Linked DNA regions of Homo sapiens: region 2 is linked to region 1. Evidence: chromatin loops called from intact Hi-C (ENCODE). Cell type or tissue: MCF 10A. All regions are shown on one strand.

Region 1 (2,500 bases):
ACAACACTGTGATAATTTTTTTATCATCCTGTGCCTTTCTATTTCTCTTCTGTATATTCCTATTGTTTTAGAAGATTGTACCTACATACACTAGGATTTTTTTCTGAGTAGACAAGGAGAAACATATATAATCAGATTTTTTTTTTTTTTTTTTTTGAGACAGAGTTTCATTCTTGTTCCCCAGGCTGGGATGCAATGGCATGATCTCGGCTTACCGCAAACTCCACCTCCCAGGTTTAAGTGATTCTCCTGCCTCAGCCTCCCAAGTAGTTAGGATTACAGGCATGCACCACCACGCCCAGCTAATTTTGTATTTTTAGTAGAGACGGGGTTTCTCCATGTTGGTCAGTCTGGTCTCAAACTCCCGACTTCAGGTGATCCTCTCACTTCAGCCTCCCAAAGTGCTGGGATGACAGGCGTGAGCCACTGGGCCAGGGCCTAATTAGACTTTTAAAAATTAAATTAAACCCAGTACTGGGAATTTACAATGCCAGTCTGCTGCCTCTACTGATGCATGGGCAGAGATTTCACGCCTTATAGTTCCCTAGTGGAATGCTTCCCATAGTGTCATGTCCCACCTTTCTAACGCTGGAGATGGTAAGGTGTTAGACAAAAAGATTGCTATTGGAAGAGAAAGCTTAGAAGTTAAATATTCTCTATCATTTATTCAAAAAATTTATTTAGAGCCTACTGTGTGCCAAGAACATGCCAAATTTCTAGTGTTTGGAGACATATAAGTGAAAAAAATAGACAAGGTCTCTGCTGTTACAAAGCTTGTATTGTGATGGGGTGTGGGGAGAGAGAGACATTAAATGAGTAAATAAGCAAAAAGATAATTTTGAGGCGTGATGAGCTGCATGAAGCCGATAGAATGATAATGTGCTGGATGTGGATACTCAGGGAGGGTGTCAGTGGAGTGGGACTGCTCTAGCCAGGTGGCCTCTGGGCTGAGCAACCTGGGGAGGAACCAGCCTCCTGAGGGAGTGAGGGAAGGGTCTTCCCATCGAGGGAACAGTGAGGGCAACTTTTCATCTTGTGCCTTTCCTACTGGGTCCTCAAGTAGCCACAGCCTGAGGTGTAAAGCAAGTTCTAAGCTTCCCCAGGTGACTCCAAGACCCATGGCCGGGTGGTTTATTAGGAAGGCCCAAAAGAGTGTGCCTGTGTACAAGGGGACATCAAGGAAAAATCAGTGAGGAAGGGGAGAGAAGAGTCACATGCATGCTTTTATAAGAAGTTATGCACTTGGGTAAAATGACTATTTTGTTTTCTTCTTAATATTTAAAAGAAGGCACTCTTAAAACTGGAGGTGCAATCCAAAATAACAAAAATGGCCCTAAATTTTAAGGGGATTTAATTGAAGCTTGCGCTCATCCTGCTTGGCCACTAGAGAGCAGTATTGCCTATCAAATGCACCACAAGGCCCACGCTGCAGGCTGACATTTAGAGGGAGAAAATCGGTGCCACAGGTAAATCTCTTCTCTCATCTTGATTTCCCGCTCCTCCCCTACCCTCCCCATAATTCCACCCCTTAACTCCCTACTGTTTACCTATCACACACATAATCTCAGTGTTCTGGATAAGCCTTAGGTTTAGAGAAAAATCTCTGTTTTTTTGTTTTTGTTTTTGTTTCCGGAGTCTCGCTCTGTTGCCAGGCTGGAGTGCAGTGGCGAAATCTCAGCTCATTGCAACCTCTGCCTCCCGGGTTCAAGCGATTCTCCTGCCTCAGCCTCCCGAGTAGCTGGGACTACAGGTGCGCGCCACCAAGCCCAACTAAGTTTTGTGTTTTTAGTAGAGACGAGGTTTCACCATATTGGCCAGGATGGTCTCGATCTTTTGACCTCGTGATCCACCCGCCTTGGCCTCCCAAAGTGTTGGGATTAGAGGCGTGAGGCACCGCGCCCGGCCTAAATCTGTGATTTTTTTTAGCTAAGAATAAAATCAGCACATTTAACCATGTTGGAAGTATTTTGACCCTTCCCTCAGCTGGAGACTCTCAGTGGCCAACAACCCCGGGTCTAGGTAGCCTTTGGAGCAGTAGTGGGTTCCTTTTTCCCAGTTCTTTAGAATTAGACCCCTTATTTGGGGGAACGGGTTCACATTTTTAGCCTAGAGAGCAAGGAGTGTTGTTCCTTCCATGTGTTGTTAGATCGACTGTCTGCTGGTAGGTTGGTGGCCAGCAGAGACCTACTCTGCCCGACCTGGCCTCAGTGGACGCCAGGACCTTGCTTCCTTCTTCCTCAGCAGCCCAAGCTCCCGCTTCCTGAGTGGAAGTCTTGTGTTCTATGTGTTGGGGCCTTTTATGAAACAGTATGCAAGATAATGGGTTCACCAAGAGAAAAAGGAGGAGAAAGGGATGACAGAATTTTAGCCATAGCCACACAGGCAGAGCAAATGAAAGAATTTCAAATATGGTGTAAGAATATATTCCAAAAGAGGTAGGAATTTATAATATGGACCCTGCTTTCTTCCATAGAAAGATTTGAGGCATGCTACAGCAAAA
Region 2 (2,500 bases), 660 kb after region 1:
TAAGGATCTGCCATGTATATATCTTGTGATACACACATATATAATTGTTTTTTAGGTGGAATGTCTAGGTCTTAGGATTTGTATATGTCTAGCTTTAGTAGATCCTGCTAGTTTTCTGAAGCAATTGTACCAATTTACATCCCAGTAAAAGCATAGGAAAGCTCCAGTTGCTCCATATCCTTGTCAATTCTTGGCATTGTCAGGGTTTCTAATTTCAGCAATTTTGGGTGGGTATGTCGTGGTATATTGTGATTCGACTTTGCCTCTCCCTGATTACTAATGAGGATGAACACCTTTTCATATGGTCATTTTGTATTTTGGATATCCTCTTGTGAAGAGCCTATTCAAATCTCTTTCTATTTTTACTACTGAGTTATCTTGGTTTTAAAAAATTGATTTATAGGAATTCTTTATATATTTTGGATATGAGTCATTTATTGGGTATGCATATTATGAATTATTTACTCCCACTCTGTGGCTTGCCTTTTCTCTCCTTAAATGGTGTCTTTAATGAAAAGAAGTTTCTAATTGTAATGTCTTCCAAGTCATCAATCATTTCCTTTATGATAGTGCTCTTTGTGTCCTGTTTAAGAAATGTTTATCCTCCTCCAATCTCATGATGTTATTTCCTGTGCTATCTTCTAGAGGCTTAATTGGTTTTTCTTTTAGATTTAGAGCTACAATCCACCTTCAATTGATTTTAGTGTATAATATGAGATCAAGATTAGCTTTTTTTTTTTTCTGAATGGATTTCCATTAGACTCTGAGACCACTTTTTTTTCTCACCACACTTCAGTGCCACCTTTGTCATAAAGCAGATGTCTATATATGCATGGATCTGTTTCTGGTTGCTTTTGTCCATTGGTGTTTTTGGTTATTGTGCCAATAACACTGTCTTAATGCGATAGCTTTATGATAAATTTACATATCTCATAGTATAAATCCTTCAGCTTAGTTCTTTAAGACTTTCTTGGATATTTTTGACCCCTTGCATGTTCATACACATTTTTAGAATTAGTTTGTTATTTTGTTAACACACATACACCATTCTCCTCTGCAAAACACCACCATCACCACCACCACCAAGAATACCTCATCTGATGTGATTCTGATTGACCCTATAAATCAATTTGAGAAGAATTAAGATCTTTAGAGAGCTGGGCACAGTGGATCACACCTGAAAACCCAGCACTTTGGAAGGCTGAGGAAGTAGGATTGCTTGAGACCAGCTTGGGCAATGTAAGGAGGCACCATCTCTACAAAAGTAAAATAAAATAATTAGCCAGGCATGGTGGTGTGCATCTGTGGGCCCAGCTACTCAGGAGGCGGAGGTGGAAAGATTGCTTGAGTCAGGGAGTTTGAGGCTGCAATGAGTCATGATTGTGCTACCGCATTCCAGCCTGGGTGACAAAAAAAGGCCCTGTCTCAACAACAACAACAACGAAAAAAAAGTAAGAAAAAGAAAGAAAAAAGATCTTTAGAGCATTGAGTCTTCCAATTCACAACCATTATATATTCCTCCATTGTTGAGGTCTCAGTATTATTTTATAATTTTCTGTGTAGACAGCTCACACAACATTTTGTTACATTTATTCCTTGGTATTAAATGTTTCTGATGATATTTTACATGGTTTTAAACATTTTTATTTTTAATTGTTTTTGCTGATATATAATTAATTTTGTACATTGCCCTTGTATCTTGTGACTTGGCTAAGATTTTAATTCTAGGAGTGTATGTAGATTATTTAACCAAAGTCATTTCATCAACAAATAAAGAGCTTTATTTCTTTCAATTTTTATAAACTTTTTGGTTGTTTGTTCTTTCCTGTTTTCACTGTCTTAGACCTCCAATATAGTATTGACTAGAAGTGAGAGTTGCAGACCTAATTGCCTTGTGCCGCATTTCACGGGAAATGGAGTGGGGAAGTCTAAACAAGGGAGGTGGGGACCGAGTGCTCTCAGTGTTCCCCTTTCATGCACTTTTTTTTTCTTCTTTTTCTTTTTTCTCTTTTTCTCTCTCTCTTTTTTTTTTTTTTTTTTTTTTGCGGCGGAGTCTCGCTCTGTTGCCCAGGCTGGAGTGCAGTGGCGCGATTTCGGCTCACTGCAAGCTCTGCCTCCCGGGTTCACACCATTATCCTGCCTCAGCCTCCCGAGTAGCTGGGACTACAGGCGCCTGCCACCACGCCCGGCTAATTTTTTGTATTTTTAATAGAGACGGGGTTTCACCATGTTAGCCAGGATGATCTCCCTCGATCTCCTGACCTCGTGATCCACCAGCCTCGGCCTGCCAAAGTGCTGGTATTACAGGCGTGAGCCACCGCGCCTGGCCCCTTTCATGCACTTCTAAGGCACACAGTCACACAGAATGCTAGTGTATTAGTCAATTTTCATGGTGCTGATAAAGACATGCCTGAGACTGGGCAATTTACAAAAGAAAGAGGTTTAATGGAATGGATTTACAGTACCGTGTGGCTGGAAAGGCCTCGCAATCATGGCAGAA

The links. Hi-C counts contacts between places; a loop is a spot of excess contacts. Peaks named below come from ENCODE experiments on the same cell type or tissue, not always from the same donor. Only the 100,000 strongest peaks of a DNase experiment are listed, where the experiment ranks them.
Region 2: a loop joins it to region 1, with 4 times the contacts of the local background. A loop is called at or near these places in 1 of 110 quality-filtered maps.

What each region holds. Positions count from the first base shown.
Region 1 is chr15:35,077,291-35,079,790 of GRCh38, forward strand. No RefSeq gene overlaps it. Among named protein-coding and RNA genes, the nearest start is that of NANOGP8, 6.8 kb to the right of the region's middle. In MCF 10A, a CTCF peak has its summit at 1,375 (motif pointing right); no DNase peak of the experiment used is centred here.
Region 2 is chr15:35,737,205-35,739,704 of GRCh38, forward strand. All of the region lies in intron 2 of DPH6-DT (DPH6 divergent transcript), which reads left to right. Among named protein-coding and RNA genes, the nearest start is that of MIR4510, 190 kb to the right of the region's middle. In MCF 10A, no CTCF peak of the experiment used is centred here; a DNase peak (open chromatin) is centred at 1,357.